Linked DNA regions of Homo sapiens: region 2 is linked to region 1. Evidence: chromatin contacts called from ENCODE Hi-C or POLR2A ChIA-PET data. All regions are on one chromosome and are shown on one strand. Each heading gives the region's core, a stretch centred on a gene start or an enhancer-like site at or near the end of the contact. The rest is flanking DNA. Distances are from core to core; before and after follow the strand shown.

Evidence for each region. A loop is a pair of places that touch in the nucleus more often than their neighbours do. ChIA-PET counts read pairs that join two places held with the same protein, here RNA polymerase II (POLR2A). Pooled maps may share reads with other maps.
Region 2: a map of OCI-LY7 shows a loop between it and region 1 (3-fold over the local background). The contact joins two enhancer-like sites. A Hi-C loop is called at or near these places in 1 of 168 maps with a recorded cell type or tissue (OCI-LY7), 1 of 37 single-sample maps with no recorded cell type and 3 of 50 pooled maps. POLR2A ChIA-PET finds 5 or more read pairs at or near these places in 6 of 52 experiments (AG04450, BJ, IMR-90 and 3 more).

The regions. Positions count from the first base shown.
Region 1 is chr2:237,193,367-237,200,195 of GRCh38, reverse strand. No RefSeq gene overlaps it. Among named protein-coding and RNA genes, the nearest start is that of COPS8, 110 kb to the right of the region's middle. Within about 2 kb of position 3,160, at least 3 of the 41 ENCODE cell types and tissues checked have a DNase peak (open chromatin) inside an H3K27ac peak, as active enhancers do; they include IMR-90, where a contact is called at or near this core.
Region 2 is chr2:237,150,921-237,157,743 of GRCh38, reverse strand. No RefSeq gene overlaps it. Among named protein-coding and RNA genes, the nearest start is that of COPS8, 68 kb to the right of the region's middle. RefSeq lists an enhancer at 1,171-1,705. Within about 2 kb of position 1,528, at least 17 of the 41 ENCODE cell types and tissues checked have a DNase peak (open chromatin) inside an H3K27ac peak, as active enhancers do; they include IMR-90, where a contact is called at or near this core.

The DNA.
Region 1 (6,829 bases), core at 1,911-4,410:
GAAGCTCCTCTCCACCTTGCTCACCCTCCAGTTTTCCATGTACCTTATTCTTCCTGGACATGGGGCAAGAACTTGGAACCCACCAGATGGCAGGACTGAAAGAGCTGTAACACAAACAGGGCTGAAACACCCCCCCGCCCTGCTTGCCACATTGAGCAGGTGATGAGAGGAGAGCTAGAACCCTTCGGGGATCCCAGACCTAGGGGCTCCCCATGCCAGGGCTGTGACACCCTCTTTGGGGCTCTGCAGTTCCTGGCATCTCCAAGCTTCCAGGCACCACCATGTTCCCCTTGTCTAGATGCAGCTGCTCACAGCAGAAGCCACATACAGTATATCCGGTCCAGCTGCAGCCTCACATGGAGCTGACACCTGTGCTGTCACTATGCACCCTGTCACAGCAGCCAGTGTGCCTGGCTGTGTGCAGTGGCTGGACCCCATGTTTGCTCACACACCCTTTGCCACTCTGTGCCTGGCTTGCCCTAGGCAGGTGTGGAATCTGGGCCAGTAGCTTGGGCCAAGTGCAGCCTGCCAGGCTGAGTGGGCAGTAACAAGCCCAGTGGGCATGAGCAATACTCAGGCAGAAGGTGCCGCCAGCCACAGAGGTTTCTGGCTGGCAAAGCAACACCTTAAGGATCCTGTGACAACATCAAGGATAGAGAGAAAAGAATAACCAAGGATAATTCCCAGGTTTTTGGCTTGAGCAACTGTAAATTATAATTACATGAATAACAAAAAGTGGTGCCTGAAGTTGTTAGAGAAAATGTTAATTTCCCATATGTTAATTTTTAGGTTTGATTGTTATTCTTTACCAAGTCATTGATGACTCAGCATAGCTGCCATTGACACTGGGACCCTGTTGGGAAAAATGTGTTCTAAGAAAATCAGATTCCCTCCTCTAAGTCAAAGCAGTTAAGGTTAATTTGTAAAACACATCTCTGTGATAATGCAGCTGAATTATGAGTAACTCTTTTAACGAAAGCAAGCCTGGAAGGAACAGATCAATCCTCCAACCTCCAGGAGCTGTTGCTTAACTTCTTTACCCATCTGCTTTCCCTCTCCAAAACCAAAGGTTTAGTTTGATTTCTAACTAAAAGGCAAATTGAGTTAGTGTCTCACACACCCCTCCACTAGATAAGTTAATAAATAGTAAAAGAGCCCTAATTTAAAAACAGAGAGGACAGAGACAAGCTGGATAAAGTCCAGAATGAGTGATGGAGAGTGGACCCAAGTGCTGAGGTCCTTCTTATCCTTATAAACCTGTCCCCAACCCAGAAAACAAGGCCCTTCTTCTTGTTGGAGGCTTAGAAATATTTCTGCTGACACCTGGACTTGATGAGGAGGAAATAGCATGGGAGGAGGCAGTCTGCAGTTGTGGAAAATGCATGGAATTTGGAGCCAGACATAATTGGGTTCAATCCTGAGCTCTGCCTCTTATCGGTGATATTTTTGAAAAAGTAACTCAACTTCTCTGAGCCTCATCTGCAAATCCAGGTTATACAACAGACCTTATGGGCTGTTATCATGACTCATGGGTGTGTATACAAAGTACTTAGCATAGTGCCTGTCATGTTTGAATAACTAATAAATACTCCAACTCCACTCCAGACCCCCCAAAGAACTGCAAATTAATGACAGAAATCTAGAGATTGTGGAACACAGGAGTAATTTTAAATTTCTTTTTCAGATGGGAAAACCTCTTTGTAGAAATTCATGAGATGTCTAAAAATATGTACACATAACATTTATTGTCCCATGGAATTTTAAAAATCAAAATAGAGATCAAGAGACATCTGTTTTTCTACCATGGAAATACCATAAATATTTCCTTAATGTACGTCATGAGCATAAGAAAGAGAAGTTCACAGTAAATGGATGGAAATGTAGATACAAGCAAATTAACCCTGAACCTCAGCTTAATAAGTGCTCTAGTTCTCAGCAGTCCTTCTATTTGTCCTAAATTCCTCCTCCACACCATTTTCTCCACATGGTGAGATGAAAAGGGTATGGGTCAAACAGGACTCCTAGTAGGAGAATGGATAGTTTTTATGTGAGAACCACCTTTTGTAATTTTCTTATTTCTGTAAAATATTACTATTTTTACACTGAGGCATGTGGATTTTATCTACAATGTTGAAAACAGAAATTTCAGCCAAGTTTAAATACAAAGATAACTGCCTATCAACATGTTTTAGGTTCACGAATAAAACACATCAATTAGCATAGGTGTGATTATTTAACTGGGCAGAAGGAGCCAAAAAGTTCATGTGGAACATCCTCTGGAAACCTAAATCTAGGGAGATTCATCAACAAACCCTTCTACTGCATAATCTCCTGTACAATGTTTCTCTTTTGCCTTAGACTACCTGTACACTTCAGTACCCAGCTGCATGGTAGAGATGACTGTTCCCCAAACTTGTAACCTCCAGCCTGTTTGTTCTACATGGGAAAATTAAAAGAGCATGGGATTTGGAGCTAGGCAAATCTGAATGCTCAGAATCAGACTTCTCCTTGACTTTGGTTAATTATACAACCTTTCTGTAATAACTGCTACTGCTGTGTGAGATAACATGTTAAACTTCTGTGGTTTGTTACAAGTATCATTTCCCTCATGCTCATGAATCTACATGTTGAGTGCAGCTTAGCTGATAGCCTGGGACTCAGTGGGCAGCCCTGCTTCACGCTGTGGTTCAGCTGGGCATGGCTCTGGGCTTTGATCAGACTCAGGTCTGCGACGCGTGTTTTATTCTAAGGTTCAGGCTTCAGGGCAGTGGCCACTCAGGGGAAGCTCTTCTAATGGCAGGTCTCAGTGCATAAGAGCCAAGCAGACTGCTCAAGCATTGAAGGCTCATTTCACATCTGCCCACTTTCCCTTGGCCAAAGCATGTCCCACGGCCAAGCCCAACATCAATGTGGAGAGGAAATATACTCCTCCCAAGGAGCTGGATGGGGGCAAAGTAGGTAAATATTTGAGAACAATAATGCAAACTATCAGACTGCTTAAAGCCCTTCTGTGAAAATCAGAGACAGCACTTCCCACCTGCTAGGGCTGCTGTGTGAGTGTTGGATAGATATGGTGTCTGTCCAGTGGGTGGGGTCAGCATTGTACTGGTCTAGTTGTCCAAACACAGGAATAATGAATCAGCTTCACTTACACACAGAGCTTTTGTGATCTAACTTCCCTGGGGCCTTTTAAAGACATGCATCTGCTGCAGTGCCTGGGGGTGCTCATCGGGCTGAGGTCCACCCTTCCCCTACCAGCTCTTTCACTTTGTTTATATCTCCTTACCTCCCCACCTGACCCTCTGTGATTAGAGGGATTTGATAGCTGAAGTTGCTTTTTTACTTTTACTTCCTAGGAGCTAAAAAAAGGCCGGGGTAGATGTTGCTTCCTTTGGTCACTTTCTTTCTTCTCTGAAATCTACCCCAAGAACAATGTTCATCCAAAGCACATCTTTGATAATGTGATGTAAATTTGGCACACAAGTGGGTTTCTTAGAGAATTTATATTATCGTTTTAATAATGGAACATTCCACAGTGACCTCTTTAAAACTTGTCTTATTTAATTCAGAGTGGTTTAGAAATCAAGCTGCTTTAGAAATAGACCAGCCTGTAGTCAGCAGCCATGAACATGACTATGAGCTCTTTAGCTGGGGACCATGTGAAGCCTGGTTTGTGAGGATGATTGGCTCATTTAAGGGCAACAAACAAATTGTTGTAGAATTGCTGGGGAGCCAGTTAGGAAGGATCTTTCCAGTGCTCTGTGATTGTCAGCAGTTCTGGTGCAATGAGGCAAAGACTGTGCTTTTGACCCTGCTCCTGTTACACCAGAGTCCATAGCTTTCAATCCATCCTGATGTGGAGGCACTGAGGTCTTTAGCTTGAAGCTTTGGTTGGACAACTGTTTGGAAAGTCTAAAATCAGGAATAGACACAGCCCGTGAAGAGCACAGTCACAATGGAGATTCTCCTCTACCCAAGCCTGGAGGATGGGGTCTGCTCGCCCCAGCGAGGAGTGAAGGTTTGGATGCTGCAATGGTCATATGGAAAAGAATGAGGCTCTTGAACCTTCGGGGGTCAAATCTTGTCTCTCCCAGGTAATGTTGTGCAGTCTCAGATATGCCACTTACTTGCTCCGAACTTCAATTTCCTCCTCTCTAAATGAACATACGAAACTTGTGGGAATTTGAGGTTATGCAGTGAAGCAACCACACAAGCCGCCATCCCAAGAGGCCATAAATCAAAGGTGTAAAGGCCCAGCTGTTGGGATCGTCCAGCTGGATCCATCTCTTACCAACTGTGTGGCCTCAGGAATGTGGCTTCGCCTGTCTGAGCCTCGGCCCCTGAGTCTGTAGAATGGAGATAATTACATCATCTGCCTTACAGGTGTTTGTGGAGGTCAGCTAAGATGATGAGGAACAGAAGGTTGCATGGCAGGTGCACAGCACGTAGTCAGTAAAGGGGAACCTTATGACATGGACCACTGTCTGGAGGAGGAAGGGCACAGACAACATATCAGAGCTTGGACCAGGGCTTGGACTAGACTTCACTGAGAATCATGGGATCCCAGGGGGAAGGCAGGCTTGACTCAGGTGGCCAAACAGCTGTCTCAAGAAAGGCCTCTCCAGGTTGCATTGCTGATAGAAGACAGAGCTAGCCAGTTTGCTCTACCCCCTAAAGTAGGCTCCTCTCCTGCACAGTGTTTTCATATGCCTCAGGGCCATGTGACACTGAAGACAGCCCCTGAGTGCAACGTCTTTAGGACATCCGCACAAAGCTGCCCTGAACATGCACCTCGAAGACCATCTGGGAGCCTGCCAGAGCTTGGGCAAAAACCTGTAGAGAGTGCCCACATGCTGGTAAGGCAGAGGCTAACTGTTTTTCCATGGAGATGGAGTCCGGCTCTGTCTCACTAAACCCTGATGCCTTGTTCTGGAAAAGCATTCCTGGCCTTTTGTTTCTCCACTTTCCTTGCAGGGAGGTTGCTGTCATTTCCCTCTATTTTTTTTCCCAACATTTATCCTCAGGCAGAACACAGTCACATGCCAGTGGCTGCAGCCCCACACTGGGGGTTTCAGTTGCAGGTGGGAGGTGGGGAGCATGCCAAGAAATGCCAGCCCCAGGGCGAACGAGGGAGGGCTAGCTGGGGAGCACCCCCTCCCCACCCATAGCCACAGCTGGAGCCCCTGAAGCCCATCTCCAGGGCTAGATCAGGGACTTTTCCAGGCAGCCGAACCCTACAGGCATTTTCATACTGCGACCTGACGCCTTTCAAGGGTTGTGCTCCTGGGTGACTCTAGCTCAGCTACACCTAGACTGTCTGTTGCTGGCAGACTCACTCCTTCAACTGATACTTTCTAAATTTCTATCAGGTGCCAGGCAAGACCCACCTAGTCCCTGCCGTCATGGAACACACGGGCTAGGGGAAACAGACATTAGTAAAAAGTCATACAAATAACAGAGCAATCAGTGCTGCGAAGAAAAGTACAGGGAGCCACGAAACCATCTAACAGGGGCCTGGATTTATTGCAGGGAGACTGAGAAAACTTTTCTAAGAAGGTGGAATTTTAGCTGAGGCCTGGAGCATTCATGTGTTCATTCATACAGTGTGTGTGCTTGGGTTTTCTGGAACAGAACCAAAGGTGGGAAGCTGCCTGAAGAAGGTTTACTGAGAATTGCACCCAGGAGACCCCCACGTACTGGAAGGGGGAGGCAGGAATGGACACAGTGGGAGCTGGCCCATGGATGAGGCTGCAAATAAAGCCCAACAAAACCTGCCCGTAGCTCTGCAGCTGGGAGGGTCTCTCAAGGTTGTCCCAGCTTGGGCCAGGGATTGTGCCTCCATGTTCTGTGTCCCCAGGCTGCCAGGCATTGGCTGTGGAACACCTTTGGGAGCAGGAGAACTCTGAGTCAGGCAGCTCCTCAGGGGAGTCCCCGGCAGGGTATGCGGCCAGGAGCCATCAGCAGCCCATGCTCCCAGCAGCCCATGCTCCCAGCAGCTGGGGCAGGTGAGTCCCTCCAGGCGACGGAGGCTGGGCCCAGCCCCATGGCACCACTGCATCAAACAAACCCTCACTGAGACCTGCCATGGGTGGAATGCTCTTCTTCATGTCTTACACCAGCTGTGAAGAGAGAGAAGGTTTTCTGTCCTCATGCCACCCACATTCTTGGGGCTGAGCTGGAGTGAAGTGGGCCGCAGAGGGAGAAAGCACCCCGTGAGGTAAAGCCAAATGTGTGCAGGTGGAGCTGGGTAGCTGGTGGAACCATGCAGCCGGCAGAGCCAGTCATGACCCCTGTAGGCCTGGTACATGTCCCTGGTCTATGATCGCTGGAGTGGCCCAGGGCAGGGTCCTGAGACTGCTTCTCTGTCCCCTCTCCCCTAAAACCCAGATGATCTCATCCAGCCTCAGGACTTGGAATATCCTCAAGGGCTGATGGTTCTCAAGTATTAGCCCCCGGCTCCTCTCCCCTGAGCCCTGCCTGTGTCTGCACCTACCTGTGTGTGCACCTACCTGTGTCCGCACCTACCTGTGTCTGCACCTGCCTGTGCCTGCACCTGCCTATGTAATGCCCCCTCTCTGGTGGGCTTACACACACAGCACACTTAACACGTGTAAAACTGAGCTCCTCATCACCCGTCCCTGCAAACCTGCTCATCCCGTAGCCTTCTGCTTCTCAGCTGAGGGAAAATCCGTTCTTCCAGGGGATCCGGCCAGAAAGCCTCACTTCCACCCTGTCATCTCTGCCCTCACATAAAGTCCAGAATCTGACCACCTTGCCATCTCCACCACCTCCACCACAGCCCAAGCCTCCATCAGCGTTGGCTCTGGCC
Region 2 (6,823 bases), core at 279-2,778, 41 kb after region 1:
ACTCAGAAAGCCCCGGGGGGCCTGGCAATAGAAATGTTTTAGTTCCACTATAATCTATGGGACCACCTCCCTATATGTGGTCTGTCACTGTGTGGCACGTGACTGTGAATTGTGCCAAGTCAAGCAATGAACAGCCCTGTGGAAAAGCAGAGCATGGTGTGAGAGCACATTTATGCAAAGGCAGCTCAGTGTTCTCTGCCACAGGTGCAGGCAGCCTTGGAGGGTCAGAGGAGGGAGGAACGCCAGAATTCAGCAGGACTGCAGATCCTGGAGCCACCAGCCCTCTGTTCAGATCCTGGCCCCGCCACTCAGTAGCTGAGTGATCACGGCCCGCTCACTTATCCTTTCTGATCTTCAGTCTCCTCACTTGTAAGTGGGGATAGCGAGCCTGCCCATCGCCGAGGGTTGTTGTAGGACCGGAGGTGACAATATGTGCAAAGTACAGGCACAGACCTGGCAGTGGCTCCTGAGGGAGGTGGCATCCTTCCCTCTCTAAGGAGGGCACGGGGTCTGGGAACGCTAGGAAGCCTGTTCGAGGTTGGAGGAACCTTGTGCTCCTCTGCCCTGGGCTGAGTGGGCACTTAGCCCTTCTGCTGCGTTCAGCAGTGACAGCACTCGCATCTCTGTGGCCATCGCCACCGGAAGAAGCTGGGACGTGTGCGGCATACGGCCGTTTGGGAACTGCGATCGGTGAGCTGCTGGGGATGCGATGCCTGACGCGACCCCGCTTCAGAGCGTGGACTCCGAGGGCAGAGCCCTGGAAGCTGATGAGCGGCCGGGCCAGAGCTTTGACCTTGCTTCCTTCATGTGTGAAATGGGTCTGCGAGGCGCCCTCTTCTAGGGGCTGTGCTGAGGACCAGGAGTTACTCCGTGTCCCTGATTTGCAGGGACCTTGTCCCCTAAGCTGTGCTCAATCAGCCTTCCTCAGTGTTACCGGCAGCAGGAAAGCTGTCATCTCACTGCGGGCACAGGGAGCCCTTGGACACAGTCTGAGCAACGTCCTGGGGGAAGAGAGGACTGAAAAAACTGAACGTCCAGTGAGAAACTGTTCCCTGGACAGAAATGTGAAAAACAGCGCTGGCAGCACAGCCTGTGACTCACCGGCGTGTGCCCCCACACTGCAGCTGGGCCAGCGCGGGGCCCTCCTGATTCATGTTTTCCGTGGTTATCCGGGGAAATGGAAACCGTCTGGACGCGGCACCCACTCGCACGCCGGCGCTCACGCTGCGCTGATCAGCTTGGAAGTGCGGAAGGGCCTCCTCCCAGCCTCCTCCCCTACCTGCAGCCGCAGACGCTGGAGTGGGGAGGTGGCTGTCTTCACACCCCAGACCCACTGCCCAGGGCATGCTTCCCCGTAGGAAGCAAAACAAAGACCCGGTTCCCTGTCTGTGGGCAGGGGCAGGGGCCACTTTGAGGTCTTTTCTTATTTTTTGTTCCCTTGGGTAGTTCCCTCTGCACACAAACCACCGCGTGCTCTTGATGACTGAGCGCATGCCCTCAGTGAGGCATCCTAGGGCTGATGTGGTAAGGACGGTTAGGAGCCTACTCTAATGACATCTGAATTTCATGAAAGGGGGAGGGAGGGGACATCACAGTGCCGTGCTTGTGAAGTCACTGAGTGTCTTTTATCCTTGGAAAATTGTTCTCTGGGACATGCAGCTGGTTGCTAAAGTTTTCATTTTTCTGTGTCTGCAGATGTGCACAGAAGTTTCCAGTTAAGTTCCAGTTAAGCCCTAACCTGCATTAGGAAAAAAAGAAAAAAAGAATGTGTTTGCATGGCCTACAGAAGTGCTCAGTATGACCTGAAGCCGAATCACAGGCACTTTTCTCATTAGCTCCTGGGGCTGCGTCCCCTGGGCTTGTGTTCTGATCCTCTGGGCCGGCTGTGTGACCTTAGGGAACTTCCTTGCTTCTCTGAGCCTCGGTTTCCTTCATGGTAAAATGGGGAGGGTAATGATGCCTCCTGAGGTTGCTGGAAAGACTGACTGAGACAGTCCTCAGAAAGCACTTCACAGGGGCCAGCCCAGGGTAAAGGCACAGGAAACGCCACCCACCGCTGCAAATCCATTGCTGTTGAGTCCTGGGGGGACTTTCTTGCCTGTGCTGGCTGTGAGGCAGCCTGTGTGCTACCCCCTCCAACAGCCACACAGTGAGTTTTATTTTCGAATTGCATTGCTAATCCCTGAGGGGAAACACAAAGGCTAAGCAATAAGGCAGGTGTGTGAAACTCTCATTGCCATAAGAAACCTCCAGCATTCTCCCCGTCTTTGTGCACAGCCTGAACTGTTCATGTCACACTTCCTGGCTGCACTGTGGGCTTCTGTTCAGCCCCAAGATAGAGTTCCTCATACCTCCCCGCTCTTCTGACTCCTTCAGGCTGGCCCATCCCGAGGAAGGCGACCCTTCTCTTTTGCTTGCCACTTTCTCATGACCTTGAGCAGACAGCCCCTCTTGCTAGGATCCCGCTGTCTGGGTACATGGAGATACTGTGATCTGAGCCAGGGTTCCTGTCTCTCAAATGGCAGATGAGGACTCTGATGGGCATGTCAAGAGGCTGGGGCAGAGTGTGGGTCTGCAAGTCCCATTGCCTGAGGCACCTGTGTGGGGAACAGAAACCCAGGGACACATGATTGGCAGCTAGTGGAGGGAGGATGGAGCTGAGGGACTGATGGGGAGAGGCCAGATGTGAGCGGATATAGGGAGGAGCCAGGACCTGAGGCCAGATGAAGCTGGGAAGACCCAAAGTTTCTGAGAAAGTGGTCAACACCATGCACAGCAGAGAAGTCACAGGAAGAAATTGGAATGAAAATGTGAATTTGCAATTAGGAGGCCATGAAGAAAAGGAGCTTCCGTGTGTGGAATTGTGGGTTGAAAGTCAGAGTCAATAAATAGCAGAAGCAGAGGCAAGAGTGCCCTGCTCCTTCTAGAAATCTGGTGGCAGAGGGAAGGAAGAGAGGTAGCGATTTTAAAATCAGGTGCACTGGCGGGTACCTGTAATCCAAACTATTTGGGAGGCTGAGGCTGGAGGACTGCTTGAGCCCAAGCGTTCGAGTCCAGCTTGGGCAACATAGTGAGACCCCATCTCTTAAAAAAAATAAATAAAAGGTAGTAACTCTGAGTGCAGGGACCAGGGTTTTCTGTTTTGGGTGGTGGGAGACTGAACGTTTTGGAAATTTGGTGGAAAGAACCAGGTGAGAAAGGGGCTAATTGACCCAACATGGTCCAGGGCCAATCCTTTACTTAGGGACTGTTTATAATGATGTGCAGCTGCTCTGAGGACTGGAAAACGCCTGTTTGGCAAAGAGCTTGCCTGTCAGGAGGGGATTTGCCACTGGAAGGGAAAAGGAAATCATATCAATATAGTCTTTTCACGAGACGACCCTTCATGTGGAGACCTTGGCCCTTTAAAGTTTGAAATACATGTCCCCACATCCTTAGCACCTTTTTCTAGCTGCCACAACAGGCCACCTGCAGCCACCTCCCTGTGTTTCAAGGATGCCATCGTGTGGAAGGCGAAGGGAACAGCAAATATAAGACCCCTTTTATTCAAGGCAATTCACTTCTCGAAGACTAACCACACTAACCACCTTGCCTGACATTTGTATGTCTCCAGAGAACTTTCACAATTTTTTTTTCATTTGATCATTACAATAACCCTGTTTTACAGTCCAGTAAACAAACTCAGAGAGGTTAATTGACTTACTGAAGGTCACACAGCAGAGGGAAGGCATGGTCAATTGCCTCACTCCAAGTTCTCTTCTATCTTCACTGGGTCACTCTAGGCAATGTCATTCAACAGATATTCTACAGCCATGTTTTTCCAAATTTGCCCAACCTTTAGCTCTGGAACCCTGTAGACACATTTGCTTGGGTATGTAGACCTGTAGATGAGTATTCCTGAGATAAATTTCACAAGGCAGCACTTACCTGTATCAAATGTGGTGCCTCTGATTATTCTATTATTCTATTCTATCACATTTTTATAAAAATGCTATTTATGATCCATTAAATTGCTCTCATGACCCATTAGCAGTCAAGACCTATGGTTTGAAAGGCTGAATGATGACCCCCCAGCCAATGATGACTACATCCTAATCCCAGAATCTGAATGTCACCTTACATGGAAGAAAGACTTTGCAGATGTGATTAAGTCTCTTGAAATGAAGAGATTGTCCTAGAATATCTAAATGGGCCCTATGTCGTCACAGGGTCCTTATAAAGGGGGAAGCCAGAGGGTCAGAGTCAGAGGGAAAATGGGACCACTGGAGCAGACATTGGAGTGATGCTCTTTGAAGACGAAGAAGGGGCCATAAGCCAAGGAACACAGGTGGCCCCCAGAAGCTGGAAAAGGCAAGGAAATGAATCCTCCCTAGAGCCCCTGGAAGAAATCAATCCTGTCGACACCTGGACTTCAGCCCAGTCAAACTGTTATCGGAAAGGGGTCCGGATCCAGACCCCCAGAGAGGGTTCTTGGATCTCACTCAAGAAAGAATTCAGGGCGAGTCCACAAAGTAAAATGAAAGCAAGTTTATTAAGAAAGTAAGGGAATAAAAGAATGTCTACTCCCTAGACAGAGCAGGGCATTCCTGAAAGCAACAGGAGGAAGGCACCCACCTTAGGTACAGTGCTTATTTATACACAAGACAACAAAGTCAAGGAAATTATGGGGCGATGTGCTCTACTACGAGAGCTTGTGACAAAGGATTGTTCGTCTTTGTGTAACTATTGTCGTCTGCAAGAATCTATATTAATATCTTTAAAGTAAACTTATTCTTTTTTTTATTATACTTTAAGTTTTAGGGTACATGTGCACAACGTGCAGGTTAGTTACATATGTATACATGTGCCATGTTGGTGTGCTGCACCCAGTAACTCATCATTTAACATTAGGTATATCTCCAAATGCTATCCCCCCCACCCCAACCCCTAAAGTAAACTTATTCTTAAACTAAGAATGCTTTTGTACTTAAGATATCGGGCCATTGGGGCAGTTCCTGGGTCTGTGAAGTCCTGGGTCGGCTGCGTAAACATTATTAACTTGTTCCCTTAACCATAAACATCCTGTGGCTAAGAATCCCTAACTTCCTGGGAGTGCGGCAGAACAGATCTCAGCCTCAAGCGGATCTCAGCCTCATTTCACCCAGCCCCTCTTCAAGATGGAGTCGTTCTGGTTCAATGCCTCTGACAAAACTAGTTTTGGACTTTGGGCCAGCAGAACAAGTGATTCGATCTGTGTTATTTTCGGCCACCAAGTTTGTGGTAATTTGTTGCAGCAGCCCCAGGAAACTAATGTGGATGTTGTCTCAGCATGACTATTAGAGGCGTTACCCTGGCACCCTGAGGGGCATATGGCCCGCAGACCTGGGATGTTTGTTTGTGGCCTTCACGTTCTTTTAAAGTCTCTGTTGAATTATTGGCCACCATTTAAAAATCATGATGTTTCATGTGTAAATCAGAATTTTTGGCTTGTCTTTGTCTATCCAAGGCCCATGTTTCCACATGGCAGCGTCTGGCTTTGACCGGTCAGAACCTTCTTCTAAATCCTCTTCTCTTCCAATTCACTTCAAGAATTAATTTGAATTCTGGTAATATGTCACATGCACAGAATTTAGAGACACCGGGCAGTTCTACAAGGTTTGAATGAAAACTAAGTATCCAATCACCCAAACCTTTGAATACTTCTATTCTTCAATTTCCATATAATTTGCTCACTTTGGTATCTCGTGGGTAACAACACTGGACATCATCTTTCCACCGAGTGTCTAGAATGAAAGATAAGGGTTTAGCTCTCTGAGCCCCACCCCAACTCCATTTCCTTTCTCATCTTCCCAATGGGATTCAGTCGCAAGATTTGGACTTTAGAAAGTCTTTGCAGGGTAGTTAGAAAGGAGGGCATGGAGGAACACCAAGGTCAGGCCCAAGGTCTCAGAGTCTGTGGGCAGTGGGGAGCCTCGGGCCCTGGGGCTGGGGACTAATTCACAAGGCCATGTTGCATCTGACTGAGAAAAGGGATAGACCAGGAGAAGGTAGAGAAAAACTGGGTAGACATTTAAGGGAGGACAAAAAAGGAGGAGCCAGCGAAGGGAGTATTTTCAGGAGGGTGAGCTATGGAAAGGTGGGGCAGGCAGGCTGTGAGCAGAGAACTGTGGAGATTCAAAGGATCTGTGAGCCTGGGGAGAAGGTTCTTAGGAGGGTGGAATCCTCTGGGAGCCTACAGGTTGCTGGCACAGAATATGAGCAATCTCAGTGCTCCCAAATAAGTTGTGTAGGGTCCTGAAATGAGCCACATCCGGGGGTGAGGGTGCGGTGGAAAGAAAAAAGAGAAGAGCTAGTGATTCCAGCCTGGGAGCCCTCTCAGTTCTGGAGAATCCCTAGGAGTCCAGCCAGGTCTCCCAGCTCTCCCTTGAAAGAAGGCGCCCACCCACCGTGGAGGGTGGCAGTTGCAGCCTCTCTGCCCTGCCCTGTCCACCCTGCTCTGAAGCTCAGACTCCCCCTAGCACCAGGCTGGAGCACTCAGGGACAGCCACTCTCCCTGGCAGCTGCTGCTGCATGGCTTTTGTGCCCTGAAAGCAGGTTAATTACCTGTAACAAAAGCGTGTGCTCTGAAGCTCACAGCAACAAGCTTTCTGGGTAACTTTCTGCCTGTCGTTGTAATGCAGGAGTCACTGGGCTACATGTCCAAACTGGAACTGGGGACAGAAGAGCAAGGCAAACCCTGTAGAACCCAAGAGTGTCTAATTGCACTCCCCACCCCCACCAGTTGAGTTTCAGTGGAAGAGAGGTGATTATGGAAGGTGGAATGGAGAAATGAGAATGGGCCTTA